Linked DNA regions of Homo sapiens: region 1 is linked to region 2. Evidence: chromatin loops called from intact Hi-C (ENCODE). Cell type or tissue: Panc1. All regions are shown on one strand. Each heading gives the region's core, and the rest is flanking DNA. Links, peaks and the distances in the headings are about the cores only.

Region 1 (17,142 bases), core at 4,601-12,600, 330 kb before region 2:
ACACTTAACAGAATAAAATTATAACACTTAAATATCACAAAATTAAGCCACTGTGTCTATTTTTTAAAGTTTATTTAGCATCAACATAAGCTGTTTAGAAAATCTGAATAGGATATTTTTGCCTTCATTCTTATTTTCTTCTTTAACTCCCTAGAGGTACCTTGTCTAGGATGCATAGTTATGTATTTCTACAAACAAGGAAGCACATATAATTATCTATAAAATTTACAGCTCATCAATCTAGCTATTTTTCTGTTGTTTTCCTTTTCATTGCAGCTTTGAAAGCTTAACAGATCACATAAGAATACTTGGCTATTCTTACAACTTTTTGAATTTGGGTCATGGCCCCGGACTTCACTCTGAGTGTTTTTCTGCTACACCTTTTATAACATTAGTTATGCAAATATGGACAGCAAAAACAAAGGTTTTCTATTTAGAGAGTTGTATCATAGAATTCTTTCCCATATTTACTCGGTACATCCATTCTCATGAAAGTCTCAGTGAGGTCAATGAAAATTCTGAACATGTGAAGTTTATGCTGGGCTGCTCTAGATTGGCATCCACAGAGTCTGCTCAAGGGCTGGTAGGAGCAGCAATAAAAACTCATTAATGATGGAGTCCCAGTCCAGAGCACGACAAGACCTGGGCTGCATGTTGTACAGTGCCAATATTTGCATCTATGGGACTTCCAAAATGGGGGGAGGTGAGTGCAAAGGGTGACAATGACTGAATTAATAATCAAGACTGAAAGAATTCACAAGGTGAACAGTATGTTTGTAAGGTGGGAGCCTGATTGAGAATAGCTTTGAAATTTAATTAATAAAAGTAATCAGGAAACATTACCTACCATTTTCTTGGCTTTTTCACAAATTATGATACGATCAAGTTCTGTGAACAAGCTGATTGCCAATAATTTCATTCCAACACTCTAAGGTTGAACCTAAGGTTTTCAGAAGCATAGGAGTCTACGTAGTGGCTGTGTTATGTACATACTTCCATGATGAAATCTTTATGAGTTTTTTTCACTGTTCTGTGACTTAGTCATCTAATTCAACAGTAATGACACTTGCCAAGCGTGACTTCCTCTCACATGAAGGCACCTGGAGACCCAGGTGTGCTTCTGCAACAGAACTGTGAGAATTGGTTACTTCTTAATTTGACCAGGTTCAACTTCAAATTAAGAAGTAGGCAAAATTTGTTATTAGTGCTCTACCACTCTCCTTTTTTTCTGGTAGTTCACATCTCCTAGCATTTAATATGCCCTTTTTTTTTTCTGTCTCAGATAATTGTTAAATAAGTCACACTAAAGAAAACCTTTTCTAGATGTAATGAAGCTATGGGCTCAAGATTCAAAGAAAGAGATGTGTATTCCAAACATGTCAGAAAGTGAGTGAGGTAGCCACCCCTCAGATTACCCCATGTGGAGAGATACGATTCTGCTTTGAAATAAGGTAGACTCCTTCGTAAGAATGATATGAGCCCTCTAAGCCAGCCTCTCACCAAACTAAGGAATCCTTTCAGTGACCATCTGGACAGTTGTCCTGCCACAAACTCATTGATTCATAAGCCAAGTAGTTTTACTAATTGAGGGCTCTAACCAGAGCTTTCATTTTTATATTAAATGGAAATTTATTTATCATTATTTTCTATTTTTCTGTACTGCCATATTTGAGTCATAAAATATGCTTATTCCTCTTTTCCTTAGTAGAATGGATTTATTCATTTATTTGAAGAAATAAATCATAATAAAGCATGGTTTTCTGAGACTAAGTAAACATAAAGGAAATATACCTGGACTTGATTTGCATAATGTTAGGGGACAAAACTGTAAGAATGATATTTAAAAATTAATCATACTTAAACCTGAATATTAGCCTGATCAAAATAAGACACTGTTCAGAAATTGTCAGAATTTTTTTAACCAAATGGAATAATGACAATAATCTCAAAAATAACTCTGAAATCAAATAATTATGCATCTTGTTCTAAATATATTACATATATTAATCCATTTAATCTTCATAAAATACCCTGTGAGTTAGGTATTATTATTATCTCCTTTTTTCTACAAATGAGGAAAATGAGGCCCAGAACAGTTAAAAAGCTTGCCCAAGGTGCAAAGTAGAGAATTGAGATTTATTAAATTATTTAAAGTTAAAATTGTATTTTAAAATACAACAAACAGCCTAAATATGAAAGGTCAATGACAGTAACAGTTATTCTTTCATACTTTTTTTTGTTATTTATTTACAGATACTACCATGTATAGCAGGCATAAGTTAAATAAAAAGCCATTATGGTGAAAAAGGAAAGTATATTTTCATCAAAGAAAAAGGTTGAAAAGAGAATAAAGAATTTAAGTAAAATGTTTTGTGTAGTTTTAGAAAATGCTTCTATTAATTGCTATCCAGAAGGCATCTATTAAGATTGTATAAAAGTAAAGATGCAACAAACAATTTGGGTGTCTAATTCTGATTAGACTAATGTTCAGGTTTAAGCATGGTTGATTTTTAAATATCATTCTTACCTATACAGTTTGGGCCCCTAATTATAACACTCAAGCAAATGATAAATCCATGTACACTTCCTTCATGTTTGCCTATCCTCATAAACATTTGAATAGATAGTAAAAGCAAAAGGCTAAAAAGGCTTTCTAACCTAAATATATTAATCTTTCATATACTTCTGAGAACAATAAAGCAGGATTTAAAAAAGATGTATTGTGTATAAGGTTGAATTTTTGAATTATTCTTTGAAAATATTTATAATCAATGTATTAATATAAGCATGCTATTTTCTACTTATGAGATTATTTTAGAAATTGACAATTTTTAACTTACCATCAATAAGTATTGACTTTTCACATAGTGAAGATAAGTTGCTCTAATTTATTCCTAATCTTCTCTAGTATTGGCAATAATGAAGAATAAACATGCCAGTGCAGGATAACAGCCAGAATAAATGGGTGAAAATAAACCTAGAAAAATTAATGTGTTGGCCTTGGCTTCAGCATCGTCACACTTTGATTTGTTAAACTATGGTTGTAAAATATAAATAGTTTATATGAATATATCACATAAATTCACTGTTCACACTTTTATTTCTTTATTATTTCAAAGAATAGTTACTGAGGCTTACCACATGCATAGCAGGTATCATTTACTGATAGTACAAAAAATTTTGCACATGATGCTGCTTTCTGGGTTGTCAGCATTAACTGGAACCTGGCCTTTGCCCTTAGGAAGATTACAATTAACTAGAAAATAAAATCATATAAAAATATATGCAGAAAATCATAGTATATGGACAAGAGGCTAGACTATAGTATAGGCAGAATGCTATAATTCTGTGATAGTAGAGAAACACTTCACCAAGGAAATACCTTTTGAATTGATCTTAAAAAAATAAATGAATATATTGAGTGGAGAAGTTAGAAAATGACTTTTTATTGAGTGGAGGTATCCTGTGCATGGAAAGACAAAAGGGCATGAGAAGTGCCTGGAAAGGTAAATGCTGCAAATACACAGGTAGTATGGGTGGAGTTGTCTCAGTGAACAGTGAACTTTGCGAATAATCCTATTACTTATGACATCAAATCTATTGTTTCTAAAAAGCACCATTATTTACTACTGAGAAAGAAAAAAAAACTGTCAGTTAAACTATAACACAATGTTCCTTATCACTGGCACGTTGGCCAATGTATCTACCTCCCTCTACATATAGGTAAATGGGTAGGTAGATAGATATATCTAGATAGCTAATTATACTTGTTGAAATAACTCTTTTTTTTTTTTTGAGGTAGGGTCTCTCTGTCATGCTGGGGTACGGTGCTGCAATCTCAGCTCACTGTAACCTGGACTTCCAGGGCTCAGGTGTTCCTATTACCTGAGCCTCTCAAGTAGGTAGGACTATGGGTGTGCTCCACCATGCCTGGCTAATTTTTGTGTTTTTTTTTGTATACGTGGAATTTTGCCATGCTGCCAAGGCTCATCTCTATCTCCTGGCCTCAAGCGATTTGCCTGCCTCAGCTTCCCAAAGTACTTGGATTATAGACGTGAGCCATCATGGTTGACCTGAAGAAACTGTTTTAAATATCAAGTGTTGATTTTTATCATGTACAAATTTTATACATACATAAAAATTCATGAGTAAAATAAATTTGTTAAGGTATTTTAAAATCACTTTTATGTTCAGAGCCCCTCTAGCCAGCTGTTCTTTTTTTTTTTTTACTACTTTAAGTTCTAGGGTACATGTGCACAAAGTGCAGGTTTGTTATGTATGTATACATGTGCCTAAAACCATAAAAACCCTAGAAGAAAACCTAGGCTATCCAGCTGTTCTATCAGAACAGCTTTGACTCATAGTCATCAATATCAATGTTTTCTCCTCTATGGTATCTCCTTTTATCATTGAGTATTTTCTAAAAGAGTGTTCCACTATGGTCTGAAGGATTTTCTTCCAGGCCTTGACACTTATTCCACAAGTTTAAGGCACTTATGAAGACAAAATAACCATGTCAAAACTGCTGCTGTCCACATCCTAATTCAGAATGGTACAATATGAAAAAGTAGATTTCTAACAGTGAAGAGTCTTAGAAAAACATATTATTATTTTCTCAATAGCATTTTATTGCATATATTACCATTATTTGACAACTTTAGGAAATAATTGCATTTCAATTCATATTTAACACAAAATATATATATTTTCTCACTTGGAGCAGCTTTGCATGATTTTATGGTCACAAATACAAGTGATTGGGTTTTGGTATCTTTGATAATATTCATGTTCCCATATTTTACTTACTCTACTCCATTGATATAAGACAGGCATTTTGCGTTTTTCATAACTAGATTTACCTTTTGTTTTGTGACAATACTGTTATTGATAAAGTATAGAAGAATATTCTCTAAAACTTCCAATTATTTAGAAATCAAATTTTTAAAATGGAAGAATCTCCTGAAGGTCAGCAATTTTGATGCCTACTTGATACAGTTAATAAAAATGGGCTAGCCCAGCAACTACAATCTATCAAAGCAAATTCTGTCTCACTTTTTGATGAGGAAAAACTTCAAGATGTCATTTTCTCTATGATTTCGTTGTATTGTGAAGCTCCACAATACAAAATGCATGTTATTTACTCTTATCCTGAGGTCATGTAGTCAGTAATATGATGAAGAGTGTTGGAAAACAAACTAAAGGTGTGGGAATAAGTTTCATAAGACTCCTTCAATTATTTAAATCCATGTTTCTAAATTGCACGCATGTTTAACTGTATTACATCATTTCTACATTGAAGATAAGATTGTTGCGAAGACCAAATAGGTAGATACACAGACAGGCAGATAAAAGAAGACAAAATAACAAACAAATGAAGCCCTCCAGGGTTTTGTTTTGGCAAGCCAAACGTCACACAATATTGAAATTATTGCATAGAGACATTAAATGATGCCAAATGCATAAGAGGGTATTATCCACTCCGAGCTGAATGCTCTGTTTAAAATATAAAGGTAACACAACAATAGCAACAAGAACATTAGCATTATATAGACCTTAAAACACATAAGAATAATAAATTGCAAAATATATAGAATATTCTTTATTAATATAAAGAATAATAAATTGCCAACTATTAATTGTTTTTTGATAGTAAAACAGAGGATTATAAATATTCCTGTTTAATACTTGATCTCAATATTATAATTTTGCCACATGCTAACTTTTCTTCACAAATTCAAATTTGAATATATGGGGTTGAATACATATAAAATACATGTTCTAAAAATTCTCTCTATAGAAAACATTTTTAGTATTATTCATTTGAATGTTACTGAGTTTTAATTTATTCCAAAATATTTTAATTGGAATAATCTCCAACTTAAAGATACTTTATATAATTTATCTCCTTTTCTAAGTAGAAAATGTATGGACACATCAACAAAATGTTGTTACGAATTCTATTTAGGTGATAATTCAAAAAACAAGACAAATTAATGTTTTGAATAAATACTGTGCTTATCCTATTGTTTCTTCTTAGTTTCATTATTGATTCATCCCAATAATTTACTTATCTTGATTAGATTAGTAAAACTAATATCTTTGGGAAGTTTCTATATTTAAATATTTTTGTTTTGTTATATAAGTGTCATAATTAAAAAGACATAATATTTCCCTAAAAATATATTACAAAACAATTCAGACACAGTAAAATGGCAATTTTTTTCTCAGAATAAAACAAACTTAAATATATAAATTATTATTAAAAATTTCACAGGAATTCATAGTAATTTTTATTTTTAAATTTCACACACCATATGCTAATTTTATATTGAGAGCCGTGTGTCTGGCTAAGAATCAAGGTGATTCTGCTTAATAAAATTTTGCCAACTAAACTACTAAATTACCCAACTTTGGGCCTTGTTAAATTCAACAACATTTGTTATAATTAACCCATGTAATTAGTATATTTATGAAAAAGTTACATTAAAGGACTGGGAATTAAAAACAGTAAAATTAAATATAAAACAGCAAAAAATCATAAATATTTAATTTTTGACAATAAATTCGCAAATATCTGACTAAACCATATTCCAGGTACAATTTCTAACAGCTTTGTAAAAGCTAAAGGGAGGTCGCAAATTGAGAAGGATAATTGAGTTCAAAAAAAGCAAAATCAGGCTATAACAACAGGCGTCATTTTCAGTAAAGTGTAAGTGCCTGATATTTAGAAATCTGCAGATAAAAATACTGAAATACAGCAAATAATTCAGTCAGAAATCAGAGGATATGTGATGAGTGGGTGACTATGATGGGAAAGGTATTTGAGTATGTGGGGAGACAGTGTGATTCTAAAGTATGAAAGGAAATGAAAAATCAAATGAAACAGACTAAGCCTCCACTCTCCTTTCTTTCAGAAAGAAGCCTGGGATGATAGAGTTTATTTTACTTTTGGCTTTGATGTCATAATCATCCGCTGAAGCTCCACCGTTAAAGAGTAAATCTGCTTAACTCACAAAAAAAGGAGGAAAATTGCACAGAGGCACTTGCTTCTCTTGCCTCAATGGCCACCCATTTGAATTACAGAAGTGCAGTATTATGTCACTTTGGTATTACGGGTGCCATTTCAAAAGCCAAAAGCCTACTTTTTAAAATATATCTTAATCAATTCAAATAGAAACAGCAATTATTTGCCATTAAATGAGCATTGTGTGTGTGTGTGTGTGTGTGTGTGTGTGTGTGTGTGTGTCTGTGTGTCTATGCGCGTGCGTGCATGCATGAGCAGCATTAAGAAGGCATTAAACAGCGGAAGAATGTCAATGTATCTTCAAGCTGCAACTTCCCAACTGCAAAGAGCTCTTAAACTTTGCATCTACTTCCCTCTCTGAAGAAATGTTTTGCATTAAGAGTTCAGTCCTAAAGGATATCTCTTAATTTGTCCTTCTTGTGGCAGATAAAAGGATAATTAAGTTAATCTTGTGAAATAAAGTGGAAATATTTTACCAATGATTAATTTTATGTCAAATCAATGTGGTTTTTATTATTCAATGTTTTTAAAAAGTGAAAACCTGAATATTCATTCATTTATTCTTGATCTTGGCTTAGCTGGCTATGGAATAATTTATTTTTACAAATGATGCATGGCATATTTCTGATCAGAACAATTTTAATATCAGTAAAAGGAGCTTCCCCCTCCTTACATTGTTTTTTCATTTTTTGTTGTGTTCTACTATTATGCAGCTGGATGTCATGTCAAAAATTTCACAATTTCAAGAAAAAATTGAGAGTCCACATAAGTGGCCCATATCATTTCCTCTGCAAGCATTTTCCACTTGAATTCAAGTTTTCTTTGAATTATCTCATATATCCTGTAAGAATTTTTAAATGCATAAAGAAAGATAAAAAATCCCACTTTATTAGTTTCATGTCAATACTACTTTGTTGTATCATAATGGGTATTACATATGTTGAAGAAACCCCACAGGAAATTGTGTCAGTCTATTTTGTGTATAAAAATACTTAAAGCTTGTCCTATTAAGAACAGGGTATCTGAACCTCTATTTAAGTGGTTCCCTGCTGCTGCTCTGGCACTTACCCTTTTAATAATAATAAAGAGCTCCTCAAAAAAAAGTCCTTTCAAAGATTATTTTAAATCAGCTTTCACAGTAAAACATTCAAAAACCAGTATGTGTTATATTGTAAGTCATCATGCAGGCAGTAAAGACATTGCTGCACTGAATGTTCAATGTTTATTTTGTATGAAGTGGATAACCTTGGGTTAATTTTCAATCCTTTAGTAATGTGATAAAGTCCGTTCGATGTAACCTTTCTGATATAATGGATTTCAGTAGGGTGGGTGTTTTTCTTACTGCTGTGTCTCTAGTTGTCATTTCTTTGCATCTGATGATGAAAGATATTTTGATCTTGTCTCCAAATTTAATCACTTACATGATTTAAAATGGGTTAGGTCACTTGCTATAATAAGGTAAAAACATGATTACTTTTTTTGTCATTACGTAAAGATATATTATTCAGTAAATTAATACAAACCACTTTTTAAGCCTCCTAAAGTATGTAATATTCACTAATCATCTTTTGGTCTGTCTTAAAACAAACTCATCTAATGCATTTCAACATAACCATTCCTTTGTTCGTAAAATCTATTATCTCAGAGTTTCTAATTACAACTTGTAAATTACAAATTTAGGTAATGCATCCAGAAATAAGAAAGGTATAGTAAGAAAATGAGATACTTCTTACCAAATGAGGATGAATTGTTTTCATACCTTGATCACTAGAAACAGTACCTGCCTTCCTTGACATAATTTGTCAGAGATTGCATTTTTCTTGCATGTGATACCATGATAAGTTTTAAAACTTTGTCGATGGGTAAATCCTTAAAAAGGAAGCTTTAAATCATATGTTTAAAGGGATCCAGTTCCCATTGTAAGACTGCCCACACTTTTTGCACACCAAAAGGGGATGCTATTCACTAACAGGAGAAAGGCTTGACACAGCAAACAGTGTGAATCACAGTTCACCCAGGGGTTGTGCAGCTGTGAGGGCAGAACACCTTCATAAATCAGGACATTTGGGGCTTTCTTCCTTCCCTCCATCTCCACTTTTTAGGTAATTACACATTCTGAGTTGCAAAACAGTGTGCACTGTATCTAAAAGTCATGAGTTCTGCATTCTGTACCCCATCCCTCACCTCTCACTTCAACCTAGCTCATGGGAACAGGGCCCTTATAGATTTGTTAATATGAGCATTGTAAGCAAAATAAAATTTGTAAATTAGATTAACAACAGTTAAATCTCCTCAAATAAATTTTCTGCAAATGTGCAGCGGTTTAAAAGCCACAGTGCTTTCTCTCTCTCTTTTTTTTTTTTTTTGGTTTTTTTTTTTTTTTTTTTTTTGAGTTTTGCCCTTGTTGCCCAGGCTGGAGTGCAATGGCGCGATCTCAGCTCACCACCACCTGTGCTTCCTGGGTTCAAGAGATTCCCCTGCCTCAGCCTCCTGAGTATCTGTCATGTGCCACCACGCTTGGCTAATTTTGTATCTTTAGTAGAGAAGGGGTTTCTCCATGTTGGTCAGGCTGGTCTTGAAGGGCTGACCTCAGGTGATCTGCCCGCCTTGGCCTCCCAAAGTGCTGGGATTACAGGCATGAGCCACCACACCCAGCCCATAATGTTCTTAATATGCAGTACTGCTTTTCCAATGGTCTGAGGCCTAGGTTGGAAAAATCATGGTAAGTAGAGGATATACAACTGCATTGATGTAATATTTGTTAGATAGATGATAGATAAATAGATAGATAGATAGATAGATAGATAGATAGATAGATAGATGAGAGATAGATGTGAAAGGCAATCAGAGAGGAACCATGAATGCTCTAATATTGTTAATTATTATTGACAGAGAATTGCAGTTATCAGGCAGGTAGGAGAAAAATAATGGTCTTAAATGTCATATTCAAGCATTTTTCCACTGAGCTTCATAATAAGAGACATGACATGACTGTGTCTGAACTTTAGAGAGACACATCTGGAAGCAGTTTGCATAATCGTTTGGTGGGATTGATAAGGAGAATGTAGGGAAGCTAGCAAGAAAGTAAAAGTGGAAATACAAATCTACAGTTATGAAGACCTAAGTTAGGAATTCTGCAGTAAAAATGGAGAGGAATCAACAAAACTGGTAGCATCCTATGGGATGCAATAAATAAATTTTGGGACTAGTTAGAAATTGGTTGCAGTAAGGGGGAGGGTTATTTTGTTGGATTATTTGTTTTGTTTTTCTTATATCCAAGGGTTTTGGAAAGGGAAAATAAAAATTATGCTGTGAGTGATGGCTTTAAGCTTTCTGGCTTGGAGATCTGAGAGGAAGGTGATCGTAATTGAGACACAGGACATATGTACACAGAACAGAGTTATATGAGAGAAAACAAAGACAGTTATTTTGAAAACATGATCAGTTATTGCACTCAATAATGTCATATTGATGTAATATTACCTTAGTGTAATATTACATTACAATGATGTAATATTAATGTAATGTAATGTAGCAATAAGAAAAAGTGTACTATTTATTTTATTCAGATCATTTTATTCTTAACATTGTGTTTCTTCTTAGCGCTGATGCCTGCCTGCTCACTAGCCAGTGGTGACACTCTCCTGTCCTCTTTTTCTAAATCAACTAACTTCCAATAGACTCCAATCACATGAGGCACATTCATTCTCTATATGCTTATTTATGGACTTCCATGTATCTGTATTTTTCTGTCTAGTTAAACCCTGCCAATCCTTTGAGCTCTGATAAAAAGTGTTCTCTTATTTGTGGTTATTCCTTCCTGCTCCCTTCATCTCCATGTCTATAGCACTTGATTCACACTGCTGCTCTAGCACTATCTCCTTATGTTGGTAGGAGTCATTTTTTCAGTCCCTTTCTCCACTCTTGTCCAGCAGACAGATTGTGAGGACTTCAGTAATAGAGGCTGTCTCTCATTCGCACTTGTATGTCTGACCATTATACAAATACCTATGAGAGGACCTCAATAATTTTCCATTGGGTTGAATTGAAGAGATAAAATATGTGGCTCAACTGGCATGGGCATTGAAAATTAATTTAATAACTAATTAAACAACCTACGAATATATTCCTTATCCTCACATGAAAGCCAGAAGTCCTCAGGGGTTTTCCTACCCATTGAGATGCAGCTATTTGCTTCGAGGATGCTCCTTCCTTATATCATGCCCGCTGGAATTCCAGAGCATGCTGCAAGTATTCTCTATTTAACTGAAGGTCTTAGGATAACCTTATATTCTCATGTTCAACTCTGGAGAAACACTATTTTCTTTATTGATTTAGTTCAGTTGTTAGCTCATGTCACTACCCCCCACATGTTGCTTATGTTCTGAATTGCTTGGAACCCAGGCATAAAACTTCAGTTGGGTTTCATAACAAGTCTAACCATTATCAAATGTGTGCATATGTGTGTAATGGGCTACATTAATGGATGTGAGGCTAAGTTGGGGTGCTAATTTTGCAGACGCAAATTACCTTAAATCTAATGTTTGACTTTACTCATAGTTTTTCTAAAAGCCTGAATCAACTAACAGGTATATTTTAGTGATCACTTCACAACACACTGTCCTAGCTTCACACCACCTTATTGGTTCCCTGATAGATTTCTCCTCCTTCTGCTTTACTACTTCCCTTCAGCTCTTTCTGTCTTGGTTATTCAACATGATCCAGTTGTAACAGCACTTTCTGTCCACTTTTGCTGCTCAGATCCACTCAAGAAGTATGATTGTATACAGGAGGTGTTTTTTTTTTCTCAATAACTTCCCTATATTCAAATTATATTTTCTTTAGTAAAGAAGGTAAAATGTGATTGTTACAAAATTAGCCTAGACATTTTTCATTAAATGGTAGGAGTAGAAGTAGTATAAGTTCTCTTATATTTCTCAATAATATCACATATAGTTCATATTTCTGCATTCTCTGAGAATTCTTCAATTTTATGCATTTTCTTTCTTAGTGTCGATTTGGCATTTTCTACAAAGTAGAGTTTTTCATCTTTACTTTCAAAATTATTAGGTATAAATGTAAAATTATTCAGTTTTCTTTATTAACCTCAACTTTGTAATTTAGCTTGTACTCCTCCCCTTTCCATAACCCATTCATTTACAAATGTACTCCCAACTAAGTTCAAGTATCCTTTTGCCTTGATCTTAGCTTTAAACTGCTTTACAATTATCTTCACTATAGAATCAGGAAACTAGCACTATTATCTTCTTGATTTCTTGACATTATCTATCCTCGTTTTTATTCTGACTCCCAAGGTTTATTATTTGTTTTGATAATCTTTTTTTTTTTTACTTTTACAAATAACACGTTGATATTAAATTCTTTATATAAGATTAAATATTCTACATCTCATATTTCAAGCACTCATCAAGAAAACTTTTCCACTGAGAAACCATTATGCTACTTGAAAATCTGAAATTATAATTTCTTTGTTTTTTATCAGTCTTGTTTTTCTTACCATTATTAGATCAATATCATCTTTTTGTGTCTTAAACATGTGGTTCACAGCCATGCCACTTCTCATACCACATTCCATGTATTCCTAACCCTGTTTCTTCCTTCACATTTCTAAAACACCATCCAAAACAAACACTTCTTTCTCCTTCTTCTTCTTCTTCTTTTAAAAACATGTTTTCTCTTTTCCCTGGGGGCAGATACTGTCTCTCACATGGTGGGTCTAAAATGTTTTGAGAACAGATACTATAAGAGAAATAATCTTCAAGACACAAAACTGTGGGGGGCACAGAATTTATTACTAGAATGCATCTCTGGACCTGACTGTTCCTCTACTCCTTTTATCCCTGACCTGAATGGCAGTTGGGCAATGTCTGTGTTTAAGGGAACTATGAGCCTTTATGTTCAGTACAATGCTTCACTGTCTTAAAGTGCTCACAGGTGCTTTTATTAGTTACTACGGATATTCTTTGTTGATAACTAAGATACTGATGTTAACAATAAAGCAAAAATATTGAATGCAACAGTGGCCACCAATCAGAGGAATATCCAATTTAGAGGATGCAGAAGCTTACCACTGTGCCATCAAAGTAAAATCTTTTGAGGTGAGTCAAGCTGGAAGTGGGGAAACTCTCACATCTCCACAATAAGAAGCTCACATTTTTAAAATAGGAGGCTCTAAATGTGTGTATCTTGAATGACGGTAAGGTCAGAGATATTGGAGAGGTTTAATATCTTTCTGAAAGTAAGAAAGAGAAGGCTGATGACATAAATTGTATAGGGAATCATTAATTCTGCTCACTTAGAATTCTGCTTCTTCCCCCTTGCAGGAACATGATAGAATTACACTTTCTTACACTTTTGAGGTTAGTTGTGGCCAGATGGCTTGCTTTGGCCAGTGAAATTCAAGTGACTGTGTCACTTCCAGATAACATTTTCATAGCTCATGTGCAGTTTCCCATATTCTTCTTTCCCTTCTGGTATGGAGATGAGAAACATTTGGGAGATCACCGCTCCCTCAACCCTGGGCCTCTAGGGACTTCATTAAGCCCTGAGCTCTGATGCCACAGAAGGACATGCAGAGTAAGTGAGATATCACTTTAAGTGGCTGGGATTTGGTGGTTATTTGTCACTGCACCATATTGTAGCTCAGTCTTTGCACAGGACACTGAATGCAAAAATATTCCACTATTTACTTTACATAGATTGTTAAGATAAAACAACAACAACAAAAACCTTTCCTCGAACTTGATATTTTTACGTGTTGAAAACCTAAAAAAGTATAAATTAAAATCTCTATTATAACCAAATCTACTTGTGGACAATATCATAATCAATCTACATTTGGTGCAGAAAATTTCTTTATAGCAATTTTCACTTTCCTTTGAAGATTCATACGTGGCTCAATCAGAACATTCAGGTAAAGCTCATGACAAATATTCATAAAGAATGGGTTTGCACTGAAAAACAAAGAGTTTTCAGTACTTGAAAAAAATTACCCATGAAGATACTTCATCAGTAACTGTAAAATATAAATTAATTGGGGAGCTAAGTCGAAAAGCCTTCCAAATTAAAATTTTTACCTAAATATCTATTTAGCATTATGAAACTGAATTCTGGAAAATAACATGCAATAAAAGTTTAGACTTAAATTCCTTCTAGATATTAAGATATTAGTCTTTAAATTTAGAAAATTTTAAAAATCTGTCTAAAAATGAAAATCATCTGCAAGGGCAAATAGTCATCTCCTACTCACTTTTTGTAAGTTTATTTCAAATATGTATTTATTTTTTAAATAAAACATTCAACTATTAATGTACTTATTAAGCAGGTATTGAGCAACTTTAGTTCTAGAATGTTAAGTGTAATGAGATATATATTATATAACACAAGCTACAATTTTAAGATGCTTACTATGGAAAAAATATAAGTGTCTAAAGAATTAAGGCATTGATATACATAACGGTGAAGGGGTATTCAGGGGAAAAAATTTTAAAAAATCACTAGCACATATTGTCAGTAGGTATCTAAACATGCTTAGGAAAAATATAGATCCTCTCATAGCCTAGCTCTAACATATTTCAGGAAATCCTTTTAAAATTGATAGAATAATGAAATAGAACATTAAAGTTAGTAAACAAGAAAAACACAAACATTCAGGTATTCATTCACATTTCTTTGAATATAATTTCTAAATGCATAGTGATATTCCTTTTCAATAAGTGGAATTATTTTTCATTGACTCTTCTAGGTAAATAGCCTGTAACAACTGTTTCTCTTTTTATAGATTCCTTAGACTACTCTGAGTAAATTCTGTGGGGTTAGTGGCTAAAGTTGTGCATTCATAGGTGCCTGACTCTTTTAGCTAGAGTAACTTTGCAGAATTACAGCACTTACTGCCACAATATACACAGTTAAATAATTTATACAATGTGGAAGAAAGCAAGTCTAAAACCGATTATCAGCTGGTAGGCAAATTCACTTGAATGTTGGGATCACTGTTGAATATTCAATTATATAGATAAAAAGAACATTAATAGAATTCTAAACATATATAACAACTTGCAGTTAGTTATTATTGTATATTCTAAAGGACCTTCCAGACTGCCTAAAGATGCACATTTAAATCAAATCAATCAAAATTAAAAGAGAAACATTTTACAAGATTTATGCATTAAATATCAAGTCATTGTATGTATTTTACTTTCTTTCCTTTTGTCCTAGTAGTTGTTTTTGGTAACAATTTGCAAGATACTCTAACTTATTAAAATTAAGATATATCTTATTTCTTCTGTATCAATTTCTTCCACATATAAATTCAAGAAAACTATTCTCACAGGTGGAATATAAGATTACAAAATATCTGACTGCTATGGAAAGGTTGTTTTCAGTAAAATAGAAAGGAAATGTTATTCCTTGAATTTTCTCAAGTCTGTATCTCTAAAGAGCTCAAACATAATGTGACAATGGAGAAAAATGCTCTTTGGCTTTACGGCTATGCTGAAGCTAGCCTGATGTTCTGTAAACAGAGGTGTGTTATTGATAAGTTATTGAAATATGTGTGCCAAACAGCCCAGAAAAACCACTATGCTTTCTGAAGAGAAGGTGGAAGGAAAGCTTGCTCTCAACCTAAACTTTCATTTGCTGGAGTTTGGACAGTTTCTTAACAAACAACAAATCATCACTTTCTATCCTTAGGAACTTTGTTATAAAGAAGTTTATTCAGTCTTATTTCAATAGTTTTTATTCTTGGTAATATGAAGGATGAATTAAGTTGATCACAAAAGACTTTCACTACTCTGAATTACCTGTTTCACCTTGGAAAGCCACACAAAATGAACCTCTTAAGCCTTTTGAAAATGACCTTTTTCCTCAGAAATGATTTATCTTTCCCCTCGAAAATCCGTTTTACAAAAGGGAGTATGATTAAAGGAAGCCAAGCAGCACAAACACTTGCTGAAGATCCTGCTTATCTGGAACTCACTTGACAATGTGTGTTTTTGGGGTTGGGAATGCTGCAGGTTCAAGGGATAATTCTGCCTTTCAGGCACTTCAATTTATTTCATGCCTGAGCACTGTCATTGTACGCAGACAAGATGAAACGCATCGTTGTGTAAAGAAATTGAAATGGAATCCTACTTGACCCAGCAGGATGGGGCATTATGTTTGACTCAGTAGTGATTCCTGGGATAATATCTAATTCCAGGAGGAAAATTTCTTGATATGGCCACCTGCTGTGAACGGCTTTGTCCAGGGATCACAAGTTGTTCTGGGTGACTAGGCTCAGGACATGCCTAGAAGAATGCAGCTCGTCTCCTGCTGGCATTTAGATCTCTTCATTTTCTCGATGCTTTCTATTCAACAGGAACAACTGAATGGAACAGGGGGGTTGGGAGAATATGAAGCACTCCATACTCTAGCAGCAATGAGAGTCAAGGCCCGCTTGACCCGAGATTCTTATTTATTTAATTTTTTAGAGAGCCATCATTATTTCTTCACAGGGCACTTTTTAATTTTTACACTTCTCGGGCCAGCCCCCTTGCATGTCTTTCTCTGTTCAGTGTGTGTGAAGTATTTACTTTGAAAAGGCTGCACACCAATAGATTAAATAAAATAGGAACATTCTGTCTCACAAGAGAGAATCGTGCAGACAGCTTTATTACTTCTATCAGAGAACAAAGATATTTCCCAGCATGCAGAGGATTATTAGGCCAGAAGCAAATAAATGGGATGTGTGATGTCAAAGCTTCAAATGCGATCAAGAAAAATTGTCTAATTGATTTTGCTGCAATTATCGTTTTTGGAAAGCAATTCCTCATTTTTTTAACTTTTTCTTATCTTTTAGAATTTTTAAAGATTTATCTCGATATATGCATAGAGGGAATATGTAATCCATTATCCTAATATCTCCCTCACAAAACCTAGAGAATATAGTTTTAAACTAGCCTCACTCAGAATAAAACATTCTTAGGTTAACATGATAATTATCAACACATCCCTCCCTCCTCCATTCCCCTACCCTCAGTCTTTTTTTTTTTTTTTTTAAGAATGCTGACACCATGACACATTCATTATCTAAACTTCAACATTCCTTACCTTGGTCA
Region 2 (17,142 bases), core at 3,860-11,859:
CATACTGGCCGGAGCTATAGTTATTATCTCAAGGTTCAATGGGGAGAAGTGAATATGAATATCATTCATTTCCAAGATAACTGATATTGGTGGGTTTCAGTTCCTCACGATGTGGGCCTCTCCAAAGGTTGCCTGAGCAGCAACAATATTGGCTTCCCCAGAGTGAGTAATTCAGGGAAGAGAGGAAGAAAAAGAGAGTGAGAAGAGCAAGAAAGAAATAAAATTCTGGAAGGAAACCTCAGATTTTTATAACCTAATCTTGCAAGTGAAATCTTATTACTTCTGCCATATGCTATTCAATAGAAAAGAATAACTAAGTCTAGTCCTCACTCAAAAGGAGATGAATTAAGCTGTGTATTTTGCAATGAGGAGTATCAAAGAATTTAGAGATGTATCTTTTAAATGACTACAATAAGTTAGCAAGGTTACATTGAAAAATTCCATTAATATAGGCAGAGCATTCTAAGAATTTATAAATATATAAGAACAAGTTAAATTAAAGTGATAAGTAAAGGTTTAAATGAAAAAATGGTTACTGATGCCTTTTGATACATGAATATTTGATAAAAATCACTTTAGGTAGAAGAAACAAAGAAACTGCAGAATTTGATTGAGGAATAGAAAATAGTTTGATCAGGGCAAAATTTTATGTGAGAGAGGAGGATTGGTGATCTGTTGCTGAAGGAAGAAAGCCACCTATTCCTGTTCTTCTTTGATTTACAGATGGCCAGAAAATAATAAAAGAAAATAAAAAAATCTTTGCAAATGCTTATGGCTTAATCAGCATAGCCCTGCTCTTAGAGAAAGTGAAGCAGCAGCAGCTGTGTGAGATGTGATTCAGGATTCCATCCAGTTGCCTGCTTTCCAGCATCCTTACAACTTGCATAGTGCTAGACGTGCATGTATCCTTCCCTCCAGCAAGAAAATGTCTCAATTTTTCAATCGGAGCTTGCACTCCATCTGAGATTGCACCCTATTAAATTTCAATGAATAACTCATTTTATTGACTAATACATCTCAGAAGCATGATAAATACTTTTATGGCCCCTTTTATTGTGCAAGTGCTTTATCAATGTGAATATTCGGATTTGCTTTTTCAACTGAGAGTATGCTAATACATAAAACCAGGCAAATACGTTACTCAGATAGACAGCTAAATCCTGGGTTGGGGTAGAAGTAGAGTAAAGGAATTAGCTAATAATTTTCAAACTGATCGATTAAGTCAAAAGCTCAGACTATCCACCAGATTGAAGCTTTGTTTAAACCTTATTAATTACAAACTTGGAGGACAAAAGAAGACTGACCACAAAAGTTTAGAATTCTCGAAGTGGGCTTAAATTCTTTCATTTATCTTGGGAGGGAGCAAAGATATTACTTTTATCAAAGTTTATACAAGAGTAACCCTAATGGTGAAGTTAAGCTCCTGAGACATTTTATAGTACATAAATCTCCAATATGTGACATGTTTTCTGATGCCTCACCAAAGGCAAACATATTATAAGATGCAACTGACACACTACTTCCAAACAGAAGCCAGGGAACTGCCAACACTTGTAATGGCCAAACATAAAAACGATTAGGTCATCATATCAGATTGTTTGCCCGTTTGTGTAATACTGTTGGAAAATATGTTCTGACAGTCTCAAAAACAATATAATTTTTTTGAGAATTGAGGATGACATAACCTTTTTATGATTTTACAAACGTTATAAAATATAAGATCTATCTAGAGGGTAATTTCACCTTGATTTTCAATTAACCAAACAGGGTAAATACCATTAGTCACAATAACTTTTACAACTTCAGTCATTATCCATCAAACTACTTTGTGGATCATTTCTGTTTTTATAGTTGGAATAAATAAGCATGGCATAAAACACATCAAGTCTTTTCGTCCTGCAGTACCTAAACTCATCTATCTCCTATGCACATTTCAAGCTATGAAGAGTTTTTTGTATATTCTACATCCTTTAAAAAAATGGTGGGCAAATGTTTAACACAGTAAACTAAACAGTGTGGAAATGGAGAAAATTTGTGCTTATATTTAATAAAAATTAAGGGAAGTGTTTATTTAGAAAATATATGCTTTTAGTATTAATCAAGAATGTGCTGCAGCACACTATCAATTTCTTTCTTCTTCTTTTTTTTTTTTTTTTTTTTTCAGACGAAGTTTCACTCTCGTCACACAGGCTGGAGTGCAATGGCATGATCTCCACTCACTGCAACCTCTGACTCCTGGGTTCAAGTGATTCTCCTACCTCAGCCTACCAAGTAGTTGGGATTACAGGTATGTGCAACCACGCCCAGCTAATTTTTTTTTATTTTATTTTATTTTGTATTTTTAGTAGAGACGGAATTTCAGCATGTTGGCCAGGCTGCTCTTGAACTCCTGACTTCATGTGACTGGCCTTCTTCAGCCTCCCAAAGTGCTAGGATTACAGGCCTGAGCCACCATAACCAGCCCACACTATCAATTTCTTTTTCTTTTTGTTTTTTTAAGACGGAGTTTCACTCTGTCACCCATGCTGGAGTGCAATGGCGTGATCTCGGCTCACTGAAACCTCCGCCTCCCAGGTTCCAGCGACTCTCCTGCCTCAGTCTCCCAGGTAGCTGAGATTACAGGGACCCACCACCACGCCCAGCTAATTTTTGTAGTTTTTAGTAGAGACGGGGTTTCACCATGTTGGACAGGCTGGTCTCAAACTCCTAAACACAGGTAATCCTCCCGCCTCAGCCAACCAAAGTGCTGGGATTACAGGCGTAAGCCACCCCACCTGACCCACACTACCAATTTCTAATGCTAATTTGGCACAGTCAGTTTCTAAAGGTTACTTACCAATCCTTAATAAGAAATACACACATTCTAAGGAGACAGCATTTTCTTACACTTGTAAGATAAATTACTGTTAGGTTTATTTGTGTTCCTTGTCCTCACTCACTCACACGTTTGAGCCAATAGCTCTCATCATTAACTTCCGGGAAGGAATAATTAACCCAACGCTTTAAAGCCATCACAGGGGTCTCAATATCCGGTATTTCTCTTCCCAGTCTCACCCTGTGTTTTTTCTCCCTGTTTTGTTTTCCTTTTTTAACAAATTACCCACCATTTTTAACAGCACTGCTTCTGAAATCAGTCAACTCTACTTAAATGGTTCAAGCAATTGGATGCAAAAGTACAGTTTAAAATTTCACAGGCTCTATTTTAAAGAGGGAAAGCAAACTTCCTCAGGAAGAACAATATCCAATAAGGAGTGTGGAAAGTTGCATAAGACAGTCAGTGGTGGAAGGCTTAAAATATAGTTCCCTAAACATCTTTCATATAGACTAGCTCTTCTTTTCTCAAAATTGCTCATTTCTCAAATACTCCATCTTTCTCATAATTCCTTTAAAATGTAGTGTGCATGTATATATATATATATATATATATATATATATATATATAGTGTCAGTATCTGAAATGAAGAAATTACGTTGTGATATCTTACCTTTAATTTTCTATTATTGTTTCGACACATAGAGTATATATCTTATCTCATTTAGAAATACACACAACCCTATGAAAGATCTTTCGGTAGCCCCATCTTAATACTGAGGAAGGTGAAGTTACAGACATTTTTTAAGCCATCTCAAGCCTTTTAGGCATTCAGCCCCACAATGGAACTCAGCCCCCTGTCTCTTTATCTTAAGTTCAGCATTCCTAAGGTGATACCTGCTGGAATCCAAGTATTTCTCCATAATCTGAAAAGCCAAGTTTTCTGCTCTCATTTCAAATATATTTTTTTTTTTGCGACTAGTGCTGTGGACTGAATTGGGTCCCCCCAAGACTCGACTCATATGTTGAAGTCCTAATGCACAATGTGATGGTATTTGGAGACGGAGACAATGAGAGCTAATTAGGGCTACATGTGGTTATGAGGGTGGGGCCCTCATGATGGAATTGTTGTTATAAGAAGAAGAAGTGCAAAAATTGCTTTCTCTCCAACATATTATGACACAGGATGAAGATGGCTGTCTACAAGCCAGAAAGAAGACTTCTACCAGAAATTGTATTGAGTGGCACCTTGAATTTAGACTTTCCAGTTTCCAAATTTGAGAAATAAATGTCTGCTCTAAAGTCACCAGTCTATGATTTTTTTAATAGAAGCCCAAGCTAATATAAACAGTTATACAATTCTCATCTTCATAAATTCATTAACTTAGAAATATAACCTTTTTGGGCCCCATATTTTTCTATTGCTTAAATTTTTAAACAATTTTATTAGACTAATTAATGCTAATGATGTTTATCTGTCTCTCACTTTGATTCCCTTTTATTGATGGAATATTCACTTTTTCTTGTCTTCTTCATGGCTTCTCAGAAGGGCTTAATAATGACTGATTTAATCAGAATGTTTGCAGAAGCAAGTAAATTACGTTGGGTCACTAGGTAGTCAGTTTAAATGAAATTCATAGATACAGAAGAATCACAAAAAATAAAATTAGTTAATATACTAATTTAGTTAGGAAAGTTATTCCAATTCCAGAAACTTCAGTAGAAGTCACCATCCAGAAAACTCACTATCCTTTGCAGGAGATCAAATAAATGGTGTTTTAGTTAAAAAGCAAAGGAAGGTTTAGAACTATGGATAAGTTTCAAATAAAAACTAAATACATTATGTTATATTCTAATTTCTCACTATCATTATTAATATTCAATCATTGTCTTATAATCTGTTTGAATTATTATCTCTTTTTAAGAAGAACATGCTCATATTCATAAAACAATAGGCACCTGTCACAGGTTGGTTTACCTGAAGCAAACACTGATGTGATATTTGGGATTCATGATAGGATTAAACATATCAGATAAAATGTTTAGAATATTTTAATGCTAAAATATTCAAAGGATCACTTAAACTGAGTATAGCCATTGGAAAATACAAAATAATTGTTTTTCCTTCTTTCTTTTTAATAGATGGAAATCTTTAATCTGAAACTCTTCTTTGAGAGGAGTTTAATTAGTAAAATTCTAGTCCCCTCTCTCTTAGCTCATTCTGTCCATGGTAGGTGGAGTGATTTAAGAAATTTATAAATTTGAGAAAGAATAGCTGGACATACCTGGCTTCACTCTGGCCTTCTTATTCCTCTGGGAAGCTGAACAAAGAGAATATAAGTTCTACCCTGCTCTTCCCGGGCAGGCTTCTATGTTTCTGTTTGTGGACAAAGGGTAAACACCAGTGTAATTTTAGTGCTTGCTACAAATAAAAGCATAAAAGCCACATACTAAACTGGCCTCTCTTCAAAATAAAAGAGATATTTGATATTCACCTTTGCTCTTGGTGTAATTTCTCACTATTTCATTATCTAAACATGAAAGTGGGTGTTCTGAGAGTTTTCCTCAGGAACTCCCAATAGCTCTAAAAAATACACAGAACAAAATCTTAATTTGTCTCGTAACAGTGAGTTCAAATTACTTTTCATATGAGTAAAAGAAAAAGGAAAATTAACAAGTAAATTAGAAGAGAATAATTCTGCTTTCACTTCAAGGTAATCAAAATTCTTAGTATCACTATCTGATAGTAACACAACACAATAAATAATGTAAAAAACTGAAGTTTTTATCTACTATGCCAAATATGATTCCTCTGGTTTCTTTTTGTTTGTTTAAGAAAGTATTCTAAAAAGTTAAATTGACCAAATGGGCTACTTATACTGGCATTGTATAATCAGAGTCAGAAATGTTGAATAAACAAATCAATAAAATGGAGCTGTATATTAAAAACAACAAGCAGGGTTTGTCCTAAATGTTTGCCCCATAGCCAGGTTTACTTTGAGCCAGCATGTAAAAGATTTTGTGATTAGGCCCCAAAGCACAAAAATACCAATTAATTATGATGATTAGATATGTCTTCATTAGTAGTCTATAAATAAATCATGCAAAGCATTATGCAGTCAGCTATCCTGGAAAAATATTCTTCTAAAGGGCTGTGAAAACAGCTTAATTAATTATAAATGCTTTGAAACTTAGCACATTATATTTTGAAATGTTAAAGCATACATACATACACATGTTATATATGTTTGGAGGTATTTGTCAATCTGTTTCAGTGTTTCTTAATGCTACTGAGCACTAAAATGCTTCCCAGAATCAAGATGAAAGTGTGTTAAAAATCTGTATTTATTGTTAAAAGTAAAAATGTTATTTAGAACACTTATATTTCCAATTCCTCTCATGTTTTCAGATGACAGAGTGTTTTCCTTTGATATTTAACTTCTATGCTTCCAGAAATACTTTGTAAATGTTCTCCTCTCTTCCCTTCCCATTCTCTCCCTGCCCTCAGAATATATTCCTCATTTATTCAAAAAGATTTCTTCCTGAAAACGTTCCATTATTAAAAAATCTCAATTATGCTTATAATTAACCCGTTTTTTGAAGCTGTATTCCATTCACTCCATCAGATCTTCTGCCCTCCACTGCTCCCTGGTAGACCCACAGGACAACGATCTCTATGAACTGCATCAAGTGTTTCCCTTGCCCTGCAGTTTCTAGTGGAGTTTGGCTAATGGATATCCCTGGCAGGAGATCAGAGGTAGGTAGGAAAATTTATTTTCCTCGCTTCTTTTCTGCAGGTTGATTGTATACCTCTGCCAAAGGTCACAGCTCTTGACGGGTGATGCTTGCTACATGAATCGCTCTACGGGTTTTAGTCCTTTCAGATATAAGGGTGATTACAGGTCTCTCCACTATAACTGGCCCTGGGGTATAGAAATCTCTTTTGATTTCTCTATACCCTGTTCCAGGTTTGTAGGTCATCATTTTATTAATTTCATCTCAAATTATCCAATTTGAGGACATAATCTGTTATATGCAATACCCTGACATGATTAATTTTATAAATAAACAATACAAAAATAGAGTAAAACATGAACATCCTCATTACATCTTTTGATTTTGAATACTGAAAATACAATTCAAATTGGCCTAAGCACCTGAATTGTTCTAGTTCTCTGAGTCAATATATCACATGCAGAAGGATGCACTTTTCTGCATACTTGTGGTTTAAATGGGCCAGAACAGTTCAGGGTAACATCAAGCATGCTTTTGCATATATTACTCTAGAATGATTGTGTATCAGTTAGGGTCCATTCAGAAGACAAAATCAAGTCAGTTATTTTAACAGAAATGGTTTTATATAAACAATTGTTAATTAGGTACTAAAGACTTAAAATGGCAAAAAGAAAAATAATTGCATTGTTATGGAAGGAGTTTCTATAGGCTGCAGCTACCCTACTATGACCGGGTATGCAAACACAGTCTTGGAGGAAGATCTGTGCAGAGCTGAAACTCAGACCTCAGATAAAGTGTGCTGCTTCACCCATGCCTGTGTCTCTTTGCTTGAGGGAAATATCTTATGGGACTAGGACCCAGGCCTCTGAAGAGGAATGCTGATTGACAGCATCAGGGGCTGCTATTTTTGCAGGAGCACATTGAGAGTGATTCTGCAAATGTTGAAGAACTGCAAAGTCAATTAAACATTCTACAGAGACAAACTGCTGCTACCAGCAGGAAGAGGTGAGATGAGGCTAAGGTGATGCTCAATGACAGGAAGCAAATGGGAAGCCAGCACCAAACAAACAAAATGGAGCAAGTCTCTTTTCCCTCTTCCATCCTTACAGCTCCCTCTAGTGCTTTCTACTAGCCAAGGCTAAGAGGAAGGCAGCTGGCAAAGCAGACATGAAGCTTGCAGATTTCCAGTCCAGCTTCACAGCGCAGAGTGTAGAAGAAACAGCGTGAGCTGAGAGGCAATAACTTAGTAACTATGTAAGGTAACAACCAGAGGTCAACTATACTCATTGATTAGAAACACAGTTGCAGGATTCCTACTTTATCAAACCTTATATGAGGCTAGATTTTCTTAACCACAGGAAAGTTTTAGTCCTTTCGACTTTCTACTTGGGAAGTTAATATGACAAAGAAAACAATTATAACAAAATATGAGAAGTGCCATGACAGGAGCTATAATATGAAGCTTTTAGAATGGCATTTCAATTAGCAATGTAGGGTCCAGGGAGAGCATTTGATTGGAGGTAATGTTGAAGTTGGATTTGAATCCTGAAAAGATTCAATAGACAGGAGCCTACTGAGTAGATACTAGAATTAACTCAAAAGCTTGATAACAATATTTGGGAAAACAGGAAGGTCAAACATCAGAAAATACAGGTAATTTCCACTGGAGGAATTTCCTGGTTAGAACACAAGAACCACTCACTCTGTTGTTCCTGAATACCACTGAACCAGACCTACTGTCACTGGGCACAGCTGCCGTGAACACAGCGATGGTCAATAATTTTTCACAGGCCTTTTTAAATTTTGTATTACTTCCTGAAAATTCAAAGTGGGCCATCCAGTAGGTTGAACCTAGTCAGTTGCCCTGCTCTAGGTGCCAGGGGAAAGAAAGAAGAATATATGACCTTTTCAGTCTGACCTTAAATTCTGGCTTCCTCCAAGATTTACATAGTAAGGATTTTTTTTTTTTTTTTTTCTTTGACAGAGTCTTGCTCTGTCACCCAGACTGGAGTGGAATGGAGTAGCTGGGACTACAGATGCATGCTACCATGCCCGGCTAATTTTTGTATTTTTAGTAGAGACAGGGTTTCACCATGTTAGTCAGGATCTTCTCAAACTCCTGACCTCATGATCCATCCGCCTCGGCCTCCCAAAGTACTGGAATTACAGGCGTGAGCCACCACGCCCAGCCCATAGTATGGATTTTAATCCCAAATAAGGTAAACATGTGCATGATAGGTTCACAACATTCCCACTAGCAATTATCTCTTTGGCAACCTAGAATTCATATAAAATCTTTTGCCCATTCTAATCAAAAAAACTTCCTGTCTTGTACTATGAAACTTCCTCTCATAGCAAAAATCCAGTTTACCGGTGTCCCAAAAGGAGACAGTTTTAACCCTCTTCAGTTATAGCATCTGGCTCCAACAGTAGAATCTCTGGATAATCTCCATATTGAACCGAGATCTCCTAGATCCAGTCTTGATCTTGCCATAGTAGTGACTGAAAGAAAGGAAAAGTAGATTTATGTAAATCTTTCATTCTTAGGGGTTCTGAACTCCTGCCAGTTTTATATGTACAGCTCAGTCTTTTACAAATAAATATGGTCACATAAAAATTCCCCATGGGACCAACTGGGGACCCACCCTTCCTGATGTATTATGTATCATCAATTATCTTTCCTCTTGACTTTCAATATCAATTACCCTATACAACACACTAACCCACCTGATTGTTTGCTGACTCAGGTCATGAGATTCTGAATTGGCCAGCTGGCAATGTTTACTCCCATGCAACCATTACTGAATACCCTGGTGTAACATTTCTCCCTTGAATATTACTAGTTTCTAAACCAGTATTCCCATTATTTCAGAGATAGGAATAAAGATATTGTGAATAACTAATTAGGTTTAATTGGAAGATGTACTAATTTCAATTCTATTGTGTACTGACTGAAATAAATAGCAATATATATGTTTCAAATGTTTCAAATCATAGGTAGTATCCTATGACATGATACCTAACTTATTCTTCAATAAAGTATATAAGACTAAAGTAACCTAAGGGCATTACCCCATTTTCCTGCTTTGTTCATAGGAAATTGAGTTCCTTGCTTGGAAGAAATTATGAGAAATATAATGACATTGAATTAAGCATTCAGTTGTGTAAGGTATAACGATGCTGACTTGAGGCACTACATGAATCCTTCACGACAAAAGCAGTAAAACAATCATCAACTGACTTCAAACAAACACTTGTCCAAACAGTTATCCTATAGTATTGTAGGTTTGTATTTACTACTTTTGGTAAAATATCTTGGTACACTGCTAAGGGGAAACCTGTGTTGTTGTGCTTGTGAGTAGCCACTATCTTTTCAATCATGGCCACTTTGTTCATTAAATTCTAAAGTTGCTATAGAAGGAAGATGACCTACATTGGGAGATTAGGTTATCTTGTCCATCTAAATGTATGAGCTGTTTGGCTAGAAATGTCCTTTGCATTAATATGTAGCATGAATATTCTTTATGTTCTGAGCCCATTTTAAAAAATTCTTCCATGATTCTCTTCCCCAATGCCCCACTCCCACCAAAAAAAAAAAATCTGTCATTAGTCCCCCACGTCAGTTCCTTTGAGATCCCTTATCTAGTTTCTAGGCAAACTGGCAGCCATTTGCCGTAAATTCTGGTAAGTTGATATTTAAGGCAATTTGAAACTATTATCAAAGCACAAGAGAAAACTGGACTTCTCGTGGCATTATTTTGCCCATGAGCTCCACAAGTCATCCAGTAGGTTTCAGAGAGAAAATCCTCCCAATTGGCAAAATAGATTAATGTGTTTAATGCTTGTGTCTAAGCATCTCCAAAAGATCTTAGCAGTTCCATTTTCCCAGGGCATCCTTACCTTGGTAAGTCGCGATGGGTGTCTTTAAGAAGAGGTACAAGGAATTTTCATAGTGTATTCTTCAGTGTCAATGGGCTATCAATGGGAGTTAGTGTTCAGGGTGCCAAAATATCTTTCCCTACCAATTCTCTAATTTTTACGTAAGAGACGAGGAAAAGCTCTGAATTCAACTGATAGTCTAATTTTACTATCTCTAATACCACATTTTGTTTTTTGCCAGCTCAGTCCCTGCAGCAACAAAAGATAAGAGATTCTTTTATCTTGATCCTAGAAACTCCATGTATTTCAGTCTGTGCTATGAGCCTAGAATTCAAGGATTTTAACTTGTCATTCTGTTTCTTTAAGCTGTCCATTGATGTTCAAAACAGCTGCCCCTTCTCTAAGTCCATAAATTCCTCACGTACACCCCACTATTCTGTGGTGGGGGCAATTCAATTCCCAAAGCATCACTGCAATGATGCCAGGTGACTACAGACAACAATTTGATTAACTTTTTCACTATTACTGAATTCCTGTCTTGGCATTTAAGCAAGATTTTGACTGGTTTCTGCCCCAGCTATGCCAGATGAACAATTAATAGTTTCCACATTTCCTTGAAAGTATCTGATGCACCCCATTCCCAGGTACCAATTTCTCTCTCAGTTGGAAATTTTGGATGTGAGCAGAAAAAGCAGTTCTAGCTAAAAGGATAATTGTTGAAAGAATGTTGGGTAGCTCACAGAATTAGCTGGCATGATGGGGTACCTGCTAAGAAAATGGGCAGAAAACAACAGAAGCTTTGTAGAGGGAACCACGGCCAAGAGTATGATGAAGAAATACTCTTGTTTGGATGCCCCAGAGGTACTACCAGTGCCATCAACAAGATCTGTTGCTGGATACTACCACTGCTACATACAGCAGAAAATAATAAATGGTGGATCCAAAAGACACAAATCCAAACATAGATCATTATTATGCATGAGAAAGAATGCAAAACAAACAGGAGAGAAACAGAAGTTCATCTCTTGGTGATATACAGAAATATAACAGAGGAAATCATTATTTGAGATTTAAATGGGGAGGGGTTGTGAGAGGCATTTGGGTAATGTGCCATCATCACCCGATACCTTCCATTATGGCCAATAATCAGCTGGATGGCTTTGAAAATATCACTTTTTCTTTACTATAACTGGTTCAATGTTTCTACAATAAAGACAATAATATCTCTACCAAATGATACACCTTGAGGAAAAATTGGTATATATATATATATCACATGGAATACTGCCCAGCACATAGTATACACTTTATAGGTGTTAGTTACCTATTTGTGGTACTATTGAAGTAATAGCAACATTAGAGTCACTTCAAGTTTGAGGAAAACATAATTAAAAATGTATGAGTACAAAGAGAAGGAACATTTGTGCAACTCTTACTGTAATCACTTTTTAAACTGTCACTGTAACAACTTGGTCAATTAAGTATCTCCCACTTTTTATCTTATCCTAAACAAATTAAGCAATAATCATTGCAAAAGTGTTTTTCTCAAAGCTGAAACACTTGTCTTCAGATTAAAGTTTCTTTATAAAAAGTACTTAATATCCTGAGAATAGAAAGAAAATTTAGCTAAGCATATCTAATAAGAACCAAAACACAATATATGTGCTGATAAAACATTAATGGAGATTCCATTAAAATGAGAAATAAGGCAAGGATGCCACTGTGACTACTGCTTCTGCTTCTAGTTAATTTGATTATACAAACTAATACATATAGGATATGTGAGAATGATAGGAAAATATCACTCTTGCAGAAAACATGATTATCTCAAAAGAAAACAAAGGAATTCATAAAACACAAATTTTTAAAAGTAAGCCTAGTAAAACACTTCCAAAAAAATGATTGAGAGCAAGATGGCCAACTAGAAGCCCCCAGCACTCATCTCCCCTACAAAGACAGCAGAAACAATAATATTTTCTAATGAAAATAACGGAAGGAGAGCACTGGAGTACACGAAAGAAGTAACAGAAACCTTGTAGATCAAAGAAGCCCAGGATAGCCACATAGAGAACAGAAGGAAACATCTTGCCTCTGTCACTCCATCACCTAGTTGGAATCCACTTAGAACCAAGGGGAAATTCTTCCTATAGGGAAAAGGTAAGCAAATTCCCCATCATCCCCCATCACCACCTTGAATACCTACAGTCCTCACAGTAGGGACTACTGCAATCCTCACAAGCACTAAGCCCAGCTGAGGGAGCTGCCTGGGATGCACACAGCTGCACCCCACCCCCTGACCCAGAGAAGGCATCAACACTGTGTCCATCCCACTCATACCTCCCAACATGGCCCAAACCACTATCATACTACACCATCTTGGAACCATAAATATTGCTTGGGGACAAATAATCAAGATACCCTTCCATCAGTTAGGCTTTGTCACCTCTGAACCACTCTCACCTCATGGCTCATCACCCTTGGGCCAAGCTTATACTACATGCTAACATATGGGGACAAGTTGCCATGAAGCCATTCCATCGGCTTTTCTCAGCTACTGCTGTGCCATGCCCCTCAGGGGCTAAGCTGAAGCAGTGTGCTACCTCACAGAGAAATGGTACTTTAGCTGCCCAGAGCAGTCACACCCTTCTTGTGCTTGAGCTGAAATGGAGCCCTGACTCATGGGGAATTTGTGCTTTGGCCAAGTCAAGCATCTGTGCATCCCAGAACTGAACTGACATGGTACCCCACATCCCAGGGAAACAGAGGATTGACCGAGCTGAGACACACTCCCATATAGGCCAAACAACTGTAGTACCCTGCTGCTCTGGAACTAGAATAACACCCTAGAGTCTGAGCTGTTGACACAACGTCCTACCCAGGGAATGGAATCATCACTGAGCTGTCCCCTGTCCCCCAGGGCTCAAGTGATTGCTTGCTCTGCCATTCTGGGTTTATTGCTGCCACTGAACCTGAAAACACTGCTGTATACCACCATCTTAGATCCAGAGTCACCACTATGTGATGCTGCATCTTCTGGTGACTGAGTAGCCATAGTGCCCTATTGGATCTCATTCTCAAATTCCAGCTGTACTCTGCTGGGTGTGCTCAAATCTTCAGGGAATCCTCTTTTCCCTGGAGCCAGGGCATTTCTATACCCTGCCCTTCAGGGACAGAATTACAGCTAAAACTTGTCCCCCAGGGCCTGAGCTTCTGGGGGTTCTCAGAGTCACAGATCCTAGCTTTGTAGGCAATCCACATCCCACACTGACTCAGAAACTGAACATATGCCCTGAGACCCAGGTGGCACAATAGGTTCTCTGGACCCTGAGACCAGGACCTCAGCACCACAACCACTCTGAGCACTTGCAGTCTAGAACCCATAACTTCTGAAGCTGATTGTGGGCTGTATCATATTCAACATGAAGAGGGATCCCCTTTGTATATTGAAGAAATATCCCCCTTGGACCCCAAGAAGGAACCAAGACTGTCTATTGTAAGGAAAAATGAGGAGAGAAGAATCCCAAAAGCCCTTGAAACCAAGGGTCTTAACAACCTACACTTCCATAGCCATTTCCATAGACTCCTACAGCCTAGGCCTCTGAGGCATCCAGAGTCATCTCTGATTTTGAGTGCAAATGAAGGAGTTGATAGTATGGCATAGATGCTATACTATCGCATCCACTCAGAAACAGTCAACATACCCTTTCCCTCTGGTACTCTAAGGTCCATCTGAAGGTAAAAATCTTTTTCTATGAAAGCCAATCTAAAATTTGGAGAGGTGATTTTTCTACTGGATGTGCAGACATCAACACAGGGGCACAAACCACATGAAAAAGCAAAGAAGTATACACCGTCAAAGGAACACAATAATTCTCCAGTAGCTTTCTTAAAGTAAAGAAAATTTACAAATTCCCCCCAAAAAACTAAAAATAATAATCCTAAGAAAACTCAACAAGATAAAAGAGAATACATAAAGGTAATTCGAAAAAATCAGAAAAAAACAGTTCATGCTTTAAATGAGAAATTTAACAAAGAGATAAATATCATAAAAGAGAACCAAACACAAATCTTGAAGCTGAAGAATTCAATAAATGTAATGTAAAATATAATCAAGAGCTTCATCAATAGACTAGATCTAGCAGAAGAAAGTACCTGTGAACTTAAAGATAGGTCTTTTGAAATTACCAAGTGACAGCATAAAAAGAAAGAATAATAAAAAATAATAAAAATAGCATATGAGACTCCTGGGACACAATTAAGTAAATTAAATATTCACAGCATCGGAGTTCTAGAAAGAAGAGAGATGAAGATAAGGTCAATAAGCTTATTTAGTGAAATAATTACTGAAAAAACCCCAAGTCTTGGAAGAAATATAAACATCCAGATCCATGGAGCTCAAATATTCTCAAACAGATTCAACCCAAAAAGGTCCTCTCTGAGGCACATTATTATTAAACTATCAAAAGTCAAAGACAAAGAGAATTTTACAAGTGGCAAGAGAAAAGTGTCAAGTGACATAGCAGAAAATCATGTAGACTATCAGCATATTTCTCAGCAGAAACCTTATAGGCCAGGAGACAATGAGATGTTTTATTCAAAGTGTGAGAAAACAAAACAGAACAAAAACTGTCAACCAAGAATACTATACCCATTGTATCTGTCCTTCAGAAATGAAGAAAAAAATGAAAAAAAAATGTTTCTCAAATGAATGGCCTAACATTATGCCTCAAGGATCTAGGAAAAAAAGAACAAACTAAATCAAAAGTTAGCAAAAGGAATAAAATGGTAAAGAATAGAAAATAAATAAATAAATAACAGAAAACCTATACAAAAATAGCTATAAAACTAATGGTTATTTTTTAAAAATACACAAAATTTAACAAAATCTTAGCTAAATTACCTAAGAAACAACGAGAGAAGATTCAAGTATGTAAAATCAGAAGTAAAATTGGATGTATTAAAACAGACTCCTCAGAAACAAAAAGGATGTTGGACTATTAGAAAAATTATATGCCAATAAGTTTGATAGCCTCAAAAAATAGATAAATTCCTAGAAAATTACAACCTAACAGGATTGAATCAAAAAGAAATATAAAGCCTGAAGAGACCAATAACAAAAGAATAAATTAAAGCTGTAATTAAAAGCCTCCCCACCTTCCCCCCACAAAATGCCCAGGACCAGATGGCTTTACCTTTGAATTCTACAAAGCTTTCAAAGAAGAATTAATACCAATAGTTTTAAAACTCTTCCAAACAGTAGAATACTTCTTAGCACATTTTACAAGGCCAGCATGACTATCACATGTGAGCCAAAGATACCACAAGAAAATAAAACTACAGACCAATATCTCTTATGCATATTAATGCAAAATTCTTCAAAAAATATTGGCAAATCAAATTCAACAGCACATAAAATAAATTATGCATCATGATAAAGTAGAATTTATTCCTGGTATGCAAAGCTGGTTTACCAAATGCAAATCAACAAATGTGTTACATCATATTAATAGAATAAAAGGCAAAAACTACCTGATCATAACAATTGATTCAGCAAAAGCATTCAACAAATTTCAACATCATTTCTTGATAAAAAACTTCTAAGACTTTAGGTATACAAGGAAAGTTCCTTAACATAATAAAGGCCATTTATGAAAAACCCATAGCTAACATCATAGCTAATGGGGAGAAACTGAGACTTTATCTTTAAGATCTGGCACAAGGCAAATATGCACACTCTAGCTCCTTCTTTTCAACATAGTACTGGTAGTGCTGTCAAGAACAATTAGACAAATAAAAATAAATAAAAAGTATCCAAACCTGAAAAGAAGAAGTAAAATTGTCTCTATTTGCAGAATACATAATCCTATATGTAGAAAATGCCAAAGATTCCATTGAAAAACTGTTAGCTTTAATTAATGAGTTCAGTAAAATTTCAGAATATAAAATCAATATAAAAACCCATGACATTTTTATACACAGAGAATTGCCTACCCAAAAAAAAATCAAGAAAAGAATCCCATTTATGATAATATTAAATAATAAAATAAAATACTTAGGAATCAATTTAACCAAGAGGTGAAAGATTGTCCACTGAAAACTATAGAACATTGATGAAAGAAATTGTATTAGTCCATTCTCATGCTGCTAATAAAGACATACCTGAGACATGGTAATTTATAAAGGAAAGAGGTTTAATTGACTCACAGTTAAGCATGGCTGAGGGGGGCCTCAGGAAACTTACAATCATGGCAGAAGGTAAAGCAAGCACATCCTTCTTCACATGGTGGCAGCAAGGAGAAGTGCTGAGCAAAAATGGGGAAATGCCCCTTATAAAACCATCAGATCTTGTGAGAACTCACTCACTATCATGAGAACAGCATGTGGGCAACTGTCCCCATAATTAAACTACCTGCCGCTGCCCACTGGGTCCCTCCCACAACACGTGGGGATTATGGGATCTACAATTTAAGATGAGATTTGGGTGGGGACACAGCCAAACAATATCAGAAATTAAAGAAAAAGCCAATAAATAAAATATATTCCATGGTCATGGATTAAAAGAATTAATGTTGTTAAAAAGTCCATACTACCTAAAGCAATATATAGATTTAATGCAGTTCCTATTAATATCCCAATGGCATTCTTCACAGAATAGAAAAACTAATGCTAAAATTGGACACCCAAAAAAACCCCTAAATTGCCAAAGCAATCCTGAG

What was found. Peaks named below come from ENCODE experiments on the same cell type or tissue, not always from the same donor. Only the 100,000 strongest peaks of a DNase experiment are listed, where the experiment ranks them.
Region 1: a loop joins it to region 2, with 2.5 times the contacts of the local background. A loop is called at or near these places in 5 of 110 quality-filtered maps.

The regions. Positions count from the first base shown.
Region 1 is chr6:94,044,805-94,061,946 of GRCh38, reverse strand. No RefSeq gene overlaps it. Among named protein-coding and RNA genes, the nearest start is that of TSG1, 350 kb to the right of the region's middle. In Panc1, for the core only: CTCF peaks have their summits at 8,775 and 8,974; a DNase peak (open chromatin) is centred at 9,016; H3K27ac peaks cover 2,986 bases.
Region 2 is chr6:93,712,070-93,729,211 of GRCh38, reverse strand. It overlaps TSG1 (tumor suppressor TSG1), which reads right to left. Exons shown (of 10, transcript NR_015362.2): 2 at 8,919-9,049; 3 at 5,098-5,189. Among named protein-coding and RNA genes, the nearest start is that of TSG1, 14 kb to the right of the region's middle. In Panc1, for the core only: CTCF peaks have their summits at 7,473 and 7,677 (motif pointing left); a DNase peak (open chromatin) is centred at 7,691; H3K27ac peaks cover 3,758 bases.